Linked DNA regions of Mus musculus: region 2 is linked to region 1. A link is a loop called in an ENCODE intact Hi-C map of the cell type or tissue named here. Cell type or tissue: heart. All regions are shown on one strand. Each heading gives the region's core, and the rest is flanking DNA. Links, peaks and the distances in the headings are about the cores only.

The links. Hi-C counts contacts between places; a loop is a spot of excess contacts. Peaks named below come from ENCODE experiments on the same cell type or tissue, not always from the same donor. Only the 100,000 strongest peaks of a DNase experiment are listed, where the experiment ranks them.
Region 2: it touches region 1 in a loop (7-fold over the local background); 1 of 42 quality-filtered maps calls a loop at or near these places.

Annotation. Positions count from the first base shown.
Region 1 is chr10:62,648,988-62,654,363 of GRCm38, reverse strand. It overlaps Ddx50 (DExD box helicase 50), which reads left to right and starts at 3,146. Exons shown (of 15, transcript NM_053183.3): 1 at 3,146-3,339. The coding sequence starts at 3,253. In heart, for the core only: no CTCF peak of the experiment used is centred there; a DNase peak (open chromatin) is centred at 3,023; H3K4me3 peaks cover 3,080 bases; H3K27ac peaks cover 2,151 bases.
Region 2 is chr10:63,241,761-63,247,136 of GRCm38, reverse strand. Herc4 (hect domain and RLD 4) reads right to left here and starts at 3,340. Exons shown (of 25, transcript NM_026101.4): 1 at 2,974-3,340; 2 at 1,689-1,719; 3 at 1,012-1,315. The coding sequence starts at 1,237. 1700120B22Rik (RIKEN cDNA 1700120B22 gene) reads left to right here and starts at 2,984. Exons shown (of 2, transcript NR_166111.1): 1 at 2,984-3,250; 2 at 3,873-4,906. In heart, for the core only: a CTCF peak has its summit at 2,179 (motif pointing left); a DNase peak (open chromatin) is centred at 3,326; H3K4me3 peaks cover 2,563 bases; H3K27ac peaks cover 2,426 bases.

The DNA.
Region 1 (5,376 bases), core at 319-5,318:
TAAAAGTTTCACATTTGCCTTTCAAAGTGCATCTTGACGGCTCTTTGCCTTCTACTTTCTAATTACAGGCTGAGAAAATGAACGATTTTGGAAATAACCAGAGAGGCAAGTTTAGAAATAGTACCTTGTTTTTAATATCTTTTTTTCTTTTTTTTGGGGGGGGGGTGTTTGAGACAGGGTTTCTCTGTGTAGCCCTGGCTGTCCTGGAACTCACTCTTGTAGACCAGGCTGGCCTCGAACTCAGAAATCTGCCTGCCTCTGCCTCCCAAGTGCTGGGGTTAAAGGCGTGCGCCACCACTGCCTGGCTGGCAAGGGGGATTTTAAACATAGAACCTTTGTTTAAGAGAATACCAGGAAAAAGAATACACCACCTAACTTTTCAGGGTATTATCAGGAACTCTTTTAAGATATTTGGAAAATAGGGTTGGTAAGATAGCTACACTGGTAAAGGCTTCTACCACTGAGCCTGAACATGACTTTGATCCTCAGGAAACACATTGTGGAAAGAGAACTTCTACTAACAAAATACTGTCAAACAAACATAAAACTAGACGTTGTGGCTCTTGCCTTAACTTCTCTCCTAGCACCAGGGTGGCAGACACACAGCTCTGTGAGTTGGAAGCCAGTTGGCTTCTACATAGCAAGTTCCAGGTCAGCTAGGGCTAAGATGGTAAAACTCTAAACTAAGTAAATATTTGGGAAAGAAAGATGTTCTGATTGTTGTATTTGAAACTAGGCACCATGGTCTGTGCTTGTAGTTACAGGTACTAGGGAGGCTGGAGCAGGGTGTTCACTTGATCCCATGAATTGGTGATTATATTGGCGATTATATTGGCGATTATATTTTGAATCAATGTCCATGATGGTGGCCAACTGGACCTGATCTAGAATCATCTGAGAAGAAAGCCTCTGGCAGTCTGTGAGGGAGCACCTTTATCTGGTTAATTCAAGTGGGAAGACCAACCCCAACCGCCAGACTAAATAAAAGAGGGTAGGTGAGCACCATTGTTCATTTTTCTTTTTCTAGCAGATGAAATATGACCAGCTGCCTTGTACGCCTATTGCCACATCTTGCCTACCCCGATGGACTCTAGCCTCCAGCTATAAGCCAAAATGACCCAAAATAAAACGCTTAAGTCTCTTCTCAGGTATTTTGTCCCAGCAGTGAGAAAAATAAATGATATGTTGTTTTAATTCCCCTTGGTTCCAAATCTCACGATCAGACATAAATCTTTTGAGTTTTAAATTAAAATTATAGTTCCTGTTCCCATGTTTCCTGATCAATTAAGCTAATATCGACCAAGTCCTTCACTCCTTGGGCAAGTTACTCATGTGTAGATCTCCAATCTCCTTCCCCACTTGATAAGAGAATTAGTTCAGGCCATTAGGACTTAGAAAGGCCACATTTGTTGGCGCCGAAGGTGTCACAATTTGGGAAGCAGTCACTTGAATGACTAATAGAATCTAGTCCTTTTCAGGTTTGCTGTGAGGTTTGGTATGAGAAAAAAAATGCCAAAAATAGGATCCTAAGAAGGTAAAAATGCACTTCATTTGAGTGATTTTCAGCCACAAGACAGCATCTGCTCCCTTTATACCCATGTGTGTGGCATTCTTCACCTTATTAACTGTTCCTATGCATAGCATATTCCGTTGTAGGGGCATAGTGTATTGCTGTAGAACTGGGTGTAGCTAAGAGGAAAAAGAATTTAGAAAAGCTATTGAGATTTAGATTTGTAAAGATTTAGATGTAGAGACCCATAACTATTCATCCAACTTGTGGGAAAAGCCTTTTTCACCATCATTCCTTGAACACACCTGGTGTTATAAAACTGAATCCATAAGACTACATTCAGACAAAGTCATTGATGTTAAGCCAGTCCTTATTTTCATAGAATTCTGGAAGCTATCACAAATTTAAAATATTGTGGTCCCGGTTATTTAAGTCTAATCATAGAACTCAGGACGTGTAGCTGTAATTTTTTTAAGGCCTGTGTTTGAGGCTCAGATTACAAGACTGCTACACTAGACATTATGTAGTTTGCAAGAATGCCCTGTACCTACATCTAGGTTTGGTGTCATCTTCCCTCAGGAATGTAATAGCTGATTGACTGAATAAAGAGAACATGATAAACAAGGTTTGAGGACTGGGATTGTTGTTCAATTGGTAGTAGGCTTGCCTGGTCTGTGAGGTACAGGGGATCGAGCCCAATCTTTGTGAATATACATAAAGACCAAGAAGTCAATTCGCTGACACTGATATCTTTCATATAAATTTGTACCTCAGAGGCAGTTAATCCTGAACCTTAAGATTAAATGTACGTATTACAAGCAGGTCATCTGTCAGACACATTGGACTTGCTTTTCTTATCCTTTAGATTTTTCCCTATTCTGTTTCATAGGAGCGAGCATTCGCCTTGCAACTCTGGGAAATTACAGCTGTGAGAGCGCTGTGCCCATCGCGGATTCCGATCACTTTTCAAGTCTTACAAGCGCTACTGAGTTTGGACAAATAAATTCGCTTCTCGGGTGGGTTTGGTTTCTTCTGGGATACGTGAGAACTAAAAGTGAAGCCATAACTTAACGCCTGCATAAGGAGCTAATATCCTTGAGGCGGCCCCTCGGCTTCAGACCCCTGCAGATTCTGCTGACCCCGGGAAGCCTCGACGTCAATGCCCAGGTACCGTTACAGGCTAACGCTCCACCCACTGCGGGGGGCGGGGCGGGGCGGGGGCGGGGCGGAGGGCTGCAGTTTCCGGCGGCGAATGGCTGTACGGCGCGTGGCGCTCCCGCCGGCCTCAGCTCGTGCTTGCCCACGAGCCGCTGCGTCGCGCGTCAGCCCCTCGCTCCCCGCCGCCTGCGAGGGGGCTGCGCGAGCGTTGCAGGGCATGCTGGGAAGGGAGGCGTTCCGAGCGGGGGGAGGGGAACACTTGGAATTCTGCGTGCCGCGCCAGGGGAGGCGAGCGTCCTTCCTGGAGATTGGCCCGTGCTCTGGAGAAGCCTGTCACTTCAGACCGTGGGCGGGCCCATCGGGGCCACTCAGGTTTTCATTGGCCGAGGGAGGCTGCGACTCTCTGGGAGAGTTTCCTCCTGTAGAGTTCCGGCTTGCTTTGCTCCCGCCGCGAGGTGCGTGGCCCGGAAGTGACGCACGGTCCTGGCCGGCGGGGCCGCCCAGCCCCCGCTTCCTTTCACGCTCTCGGTGGCCGTAGGTGGTCGCGGCCACCGCAGCCGGGCGGGAGGTTGCGACGGCCAGTAATGCCCGGGAAACTCCTCTGGGGAGACATAATGGAGCTCGAGGCACCCTTGGAAGAGTCCGAGAGCCAGAGGAAGGAGCGGCAAAAGGTGTGCTGCGGCTGGGCCGCGCCTCCCTCGGGCTGCGCTGGCCTGGGCGGGGAGGGGAGCTGTCTAGGAAGGGGAAAGACCTGTCAGGACCGGGGGCGAGTTTCCGAGGGACAGCTTCCCCTTCGCCGAGCTCAGCCCTCCGAGGTCCCAGGGACCATTCCCCATCGCCGCACTCCCGGACCTGGAGGAGAACGGCCCGGCTTCCGTGGTACTTCAGCCCCACGTCGGCCTCTGCGCCCGGATCTCTCCCGAGAGATGGGCAGACTTGAGCTCCCATCGCCGTGGAATCTGCTCGTGTTCCCTTTCTTAGGCGGCGAGTCCCTTCATTTGGTTTTCCGGGGCCTTCGAAGAGTTGAGACAGAGATGATGATGGCTTTGCCTATGTGTTGCCTCCCGGTCGCGGTGTCGTGTCTGCAGCAGTCTCGGGAAAAGCTATCCTAGGGGGTTACAATCCTCCATGATTGGGTAATAGAGGCTTAAGGAACAGTGTCAAAGCCAGGCTTGCCAGGGGTTGGCTGTGATGGAGTTCGTGGGGGTTGTATTACGAATAGCCCTTACTGTCAGTATTTTCAATCCACTGTGGTTTTTATTGAGGCTAATCGTGCCAGACTCTTAGCTGAGGACCGAGGAGATAAAACTAATTAAGTATGCAGAATAGTCCCTGCCCACCAGGAGCCTGTAGAGGTTCTATCCCCACCTCCGTCCAAGACATTAAGAAAGAAAGAAAGAAAGAAAGAAAGAAAGAAAGAAAGAAAGAACCCGAAAAATAGAGGATCTTATGGTGTTAAGAAAAAATGCAGAGGTAAAATTTTTACTGGAGACATTTGACCTGGAGAAAGAAAGCTGAATGAGGATGAAAATGACTGTGGGAAAGATGACACTTGATAAAATATTTACTCTGTAGAGTGCTAGAGATGAGGAAACACCCCCTAGGACCTACCACGAAGGTAAATTTTAAATTCTAGCCACCCTTTTATGTCACCTTCCCAGTGGGCATTGAAGTGAGGCCACCACTATGCCCGACAAATGCCCAGCGTTGAGCTCTATTCCCAACTCTCGTTTTTCTGTTTTTGTAGAACGTACTAAATTTGGAATTTACATTTGAGAGTTCCATTTTTCAGTGCTGGGGTTTAAATTCGACCATGGCTCAAGGTTTATTTTTTTTATACCATTTTAAGCGTGTGACTTGATGTCATTATAATAGAATTGTGCTGTCACGACCACCGTGATCTCTAGAACCTTTTCATCTTCCCAAGCCAAAGCTCTTTGCCCCTTTGAATTTTACTACTGTAGGCTTCTAGGGTAGACTATAAATGTAACCTCAAGCCGTTATTTTAGTTTTATATTTAATTTAGTTTGTCTTGAATAACCTTGCATACCTAAATCCTGCTTCTGACATGGTCTAGGTAATGTTTCTTTCTAACCATACTTGTATAGTATGAGATAAAAACATTACCTCATTTGCCTTCGAAGGCTTGTTCTACTGTTATCTTGTGATTGGCAGTTTTATGTGCTCCTTGTAAAGTTAGCTTATATATATATATATATATATATATATATATATATATATATATATATATATATATATATAAAATCTTGAAATAGTTTCCAAAGATTCTTGAGGAAAGTTATTATATCTTTGTGCATCCTTACATTTCACTATGTTTTTATATATTGGTAGCTTTCATATTGTAAATTCTCCAGAAATAATATACTTATTGATTGCCCTTCATGAAAAAGAAGTAGACATTTGGAAATGGAATGGAATACCAAATAGCAGAAATAGAATATTAGGCTAAGTCTGGCATTCAATGAAAATAATTCTAGTTTGGATATATTGAGATAGGGAATTTGTGTTCTTAGAAAAGGAATGAAAGTAGCCAAGAGAGTCTGGAAGTGTGTGTTGACACAGACTTGAGCTTCCACGGAAGGGTAAGGAGAAGGAAACACTAAAGAAGGTTGAGAGCTAAGAGATAAGGAGATGAACAGAGCTCAGCAAACAGGAGGCTGTTGGGCTTGAGCTCCAGAGGGAGTAAT
Region 2 (5,376 bases), core at 304-5,303, 590 kb before region 1:
GTTGATCTCTCAAAACAAGACCACCAAAAACAAACAAACAAAAAAAAAAAACCCAAAAAAAACCAAAAAGAAAACCAACCAACCAACTAAACACCTCCTACAATGGGATGACAGAGAACAAGGATTACCACAGGGAACGCCTAAGTGTGTTACTGTGACAAACAGCACGGCAGCTTTCTCCTCTGAATTTACTGCCTTCCTGTAGGAGCTTTGGGTTATCACAACTGAGAGCAAAATATCTAATAATTCCACCTCAAATGTGTTACTACCCAATTTTAAATACAACATCCAGAAAAACACCATGAAATCTGACCAAATGTTTCCAATGCTTATTACCTGATAAATTATTTTACATTGTGCTTAGATCTCTCTCCATAGTCAGACCTGGCATTCACAACCCTTTAAAAGCTAGCACTGAAAACGTGGAAGCAGCAACTAGGGGATTAAACAGTACTTCTAACTAAGCAACAAAACATTACATACCTAAAGTAAAATGGGGAATAAAATGGAAGAATTATAATTTACACAAGTAAATGAAAATAAAAAGCTTTTACCATCCCCCCATGAGTACAGAATCATCACAGAGAACAAATTAGGAATTCAAAATCTGTTCAAGGTAGCTGAACTTATTAAAGATTTTGATAACTTTATAGTCTATATAAAAGAAAACAAACACTGAAGTCTAGGGTTTTTTGTTACTGTTTTCAACCACTAGTAGTAGTAATAAATAAAAACAAACAAACAACCACACACACACACCCACCCACCCACACCCACCCACCCACCCACCCACACCCACACCCCCCCCCACACCACACACACACACACACACACACACACACACAATGTACTTCTTAAGCAGCACAGGAAGGTCAAGAGTATGTTTCACTTTTACTTTGCTTTTAAATCTTGAAAAAGCCTGTAAGTTTAGGATTTACAGAGGTCATACAAAACACCATTTCAAGAGTGAAATAAATGATCAATTATTAGAAATAGAGAAATGTCCCGTACCTGGTTTCTTTCTGGACTTTTCATGACCTAGCTGTCCTAGATCATTACATCCACATGTGTACACAGTCCCATCATCCAGGACAAACACAGTGTGCCTGAGTCCACAGCCTACATCTCGGACCTTTTTGTTCACGAAAAAGTCACTTCTCCTGGGCTCTAGTACAATTTCTTCATCAATTCCTCCCAAACCTAGTTGTCCATAGGATGCATTGCCCCAGCACAACATGCTTGGAATGACCTTGGTCTTCCAGTTTCAATACAAAAGTCCCTTCTGAAACACTGGAAACTGGGAGGTACCCTATGTCTGAGGAGAAAAACAAAAGTTAGTAAGACCTCAAAGCAAGCTGCTCTCTCATCGAGTGTTAAGCTAAAATGAGGACTGCACTTGTTTAATACTTATAATATGCTTGGGGTGACAGTCAGTTCTCTCAGTTTTAAAGGGCCATATACAAATGTTTAGGAAATGACATCACCTTCTACTATTCTTTGCAAAACTTAAAACAGTAACTGGCTTTAACTCTGCTATATAAGTACTCTAATGAAATTAGGTTTTCGTGTTTACATACATTTAATGAGAACAGTAAATAAGGCATGTGTCCAATGCCCAAACAAGCAAGTATCCAGCCAACTGCAGAAACATAATCTTCCAGTCCCCCACAGAACAATCTGATACCTACCTCCACATCAACAGAAAATGGAAGTTCTTATCTGTAACATAAATAAAAACAATAATGGAACTTTAGAAAAAAAATAACAATTTAAAGTAGACTATTCTCATTATTTGTACTAATAAGCTATGTACAAAATTAGAAATTATCAAGTCGTAATTTCAAACAATCGACTCCATTTTATAAGTCAAAATGCTAAGGTCGAGAACTCACTCTACTAATTTAATTTTAAAACCAAATCAATGTGATTATAATACATACCTCTAGGAAAATTACTTAAAGATGAAAAACAATCACAGGACTGCTGAGTTTTTTTTCCAAACAAGACCAGGTTGGAGGCAGGGTTAACTTTTGATAGGAAAATCTATATAACTTCTGCGCTTGAAAGACATACATTAAGGGGCTGAGAGATGTCTCTTTTAAAGGATCCTGATTCAATTCCCAGCACCCACATGGCTGCTCTCTGTGTGTAACTCCTCCCAGGGAATCAATCCTACGCCCTCTACTGGCTTCCTGCACTACGGGCACGCATGGTGCACAAACAAGTGAGGGAATCCTCCATTAACATTAAAAAAAAAAAAAAAACCCTTTACATTTCTTTAAAAAGCATGGTGCATTAAGAAGCATTAATAGAAGTCAGTCTTATCCTTGCTGTCCAAAATCACCTAAATTCCTTTCGCTGAATCTGAGGTTTCAAAACATAATTTTCTTGCATTTATGTTTATTTAGAAAGTGCCGAAGCTGTCTCACTCCACTCCTATCAGAAAAAGTTTGGGACACCAAAACTCGAAAGTTCCAGAGAGTTCTGCATTGTCTTTCCCTATCTCTCTCTCTGTGTTTTCAAGGCTAGCATCAGACAGGAACATAGCTCCGATTTCAATGCGCTTCGTTTGGGTACCCTTTTTTTTTTCCTCCAAAAAGTCAGAACCAGTATGGGAAAGACGTTCTCTCGCCAGCAACAGGTAGGAGAACGCAAGGCAGTTTGGTTTCCTCTTTCTCTGACCATGCACCTCACGATCAGCTCCCGCGGCCCGGGGCAGAGGAATGGTCTGCACACACCCAGCCTCACGGGCCGGCCAGCCAAACTCCCGCAGCTACCTATGGGCGAGCCGGGGAGAGGGTTCACCCCACCGGGCTCAGCCCCACGGCCTCGGCCCCAGGGAGACCCTTTCCCCGAGGGCGGTGCACCACTCCGGCCCCGGAAAACGTTGAGGACGCTGGCGCCCTTCCCCAAGGCCCCAGCGGAGCTCGCCTCCGTCACACTACCCCGAACCCACGGGGGGCAACGACTCACCGGGTCTCTCAGGGCAGGGAGAGCCCTAAGCGATGGAGGACGGACGCTCCCTGGACCTCTGGGCGGCTCTCCAGCTCCCAAGACCTTCCTCCTTCAGCCGGCCGCGGCGATTACCACGGCTCCTCCGACGTCCCCGACCGCAGCTCCGCTGCCTCTGCTGCCCGGCTCGCCCGTGAAACTTTCCCAGGCTCCTCCGAGAAACGCTGCCGCCAGCACTCTCCGGACCGAGAGACAAGCCGTCAGCGACCCGGATGGAGCGGGAGGGGAAGGGCTGGCGGTGAGCAGGGCGGAGACCACGAGGGGTGGAGAGAGCTGAGGGAGAGGCTGGCGACGAGGGAGAGCCAGGCGACAAGGGAGAGGGGCGGTGGTTTCGCGGGGGAGGGGGGAGGGGAGGGGCTGGCCGGAAGTGAGCCGGGGAGCATGCGCGACCCCGCCCACTTCCCCATTCGTGCGCCTGCGCGGGAGACCTCCCAGGGTTCGTCTGATCCAGGAGCCTGCGCAGTGTTGCGGTTCCCTGCTCTAAGACGCTAATGCAGCCGGCTAGGGCTAGAAGCTGTCAAATGTATTTTCTTTCTTCCTCTTCTTCTTCTTCTTCTTTTTTTTTTTTGTTCTTGTCCGTGTGTTTTTAACAATGCTTCGGCGTTGACAAGTGAAAATTTCATTTTGGTTTGTCTTTCTGCTTGGAGGGTTTTAGCCTTTTCATAATTTTATTCTACCTTTCCTAATTTTGGTTTTGAAGTAGCAGACGAAACCATCACAAATACGGTTAGAAAAGCCGATGATGACTCATTTTAAACCCTTAAACTCATCTGAACCTAATTTGAACATGTAAGATATATTGCTAGCAATGGAGCAATGGCTTAGTCTAATCTTACTGAATGTCAACATCTTTGCTTCAGGTTCCGGAACAGTGTTGGCTCACGTTTTCAGCTAACTTCTTGGAAGATACGAGGTTAAATTACCCAAACTCTTTCACTCAGAGAAAAACAGGGCTTACAGCTACAGTTCCTGCTTCATGAAAACGAAATCCAGATTTCACAGGCCAATTTTAACATCATCTTGATACTAAATCTGTGTGTGTTGTGGTCTCAAAAAAGGACCCAGTGAATGAATGGAGGACAATTTGTTGGAACAAGAAAAAGATTTGCTCGGTAAGCCGCCAAGACCAAGAGCATGGAGTAGCTTGCTGACATTTTAACCTTTTAAACAGAGGTTCCATGCTCTCTTTATCCTTAGGAGGAAACTCCGTAGCTATCAATCTCTGAGTGTGTGTCAATCGTGAAGAAGTGGGGAGGGGCGGGGGGTAGTCCCATGCTAAACAACTGTACTGCTAGCTTAGAGTGAAGGAAGCTCAAGACCTTTCCAGCAGAGGATAGGTGTAAATAAAATGACAGCCTCATTTTAAAAAAAAGAGACCTTGAAACGCAGTTTTGAAACTGTATAGTAGTTAGTTTTACACAGCGTTATGGCTTTACTGGGTGCTTTAGCCAGCTAAGCATGGCACTAAAGCTAAGTTTGGCTGTCTTCAAACTTGTGGACCCTCCCTTCAGAATGGTTAAGATTGCAGGTGTAGGCCATAGCACCTGGCTTATACCAACCATACTAGAGCCTGGTTGTTTGTTTGTTTGTTTTGGGTTTGTTTGTTTGTTTGTTTGTGGTTTTTCGAGACAGGGTTTTTCTGTATAGCTCTGGCTGTCCTGGAACTCATTTTGCAGACCAGGCTGGCCTCGAACTCAGAAATCCGCCTGCCTCTGCCTCCCAAGTGCTGGGATTAAAGGCGTGCGCCACCACACCGGGCTGAGCCTGGTATTTTTGAATGAATGTTAACAATCTGTGTAGTCAACCACAGTACACAGGTTGGTTGTTTTTATTTAAAAGTATGTTTCAGATTAGGAGATGGTTACTGATGTGTTTATTAAAAGATAAAGAAGTATTAATATATGTTCAATGGGGGTGAGGTGAGGTGTGGGGGAGGGGGTACCTCAGCAGGCCCATGCCAAGGCATCCCTTTCCCCTGAGAGACCAGCCGCACAAGGGTAGAGTATAGAATAGAGCTTATTCAGGGCATGGGGAGGGGAGTTAGAGGGTTGTAGAGGCAGAGAAAGGAGAGAGAGAGAGAGAGAGAGAGAGAGAGAGAGAGAGAGAGAGAGGGAGGAAGAGGCCAGCCATAACTGTGTGGAGAGAGAAAGGAAGGGAATGGGGAGAGGGAGGGAGAAAGAGGGCAAGAGAGAGAGGCCAGAGAGAGCACAGGGGGCAAACAGCCTCTTTTATAGTGGGTCAGGCCTACCTGGCTATTGCCAGGTTAACTGTGGGGAGGAGCATGTATGGCTATTGCCAGGTAGCTGTGGGGTGGAGTTTAGACAGAATGCTAACAGTTACTGATTGTTCTATGTAAATTAATTT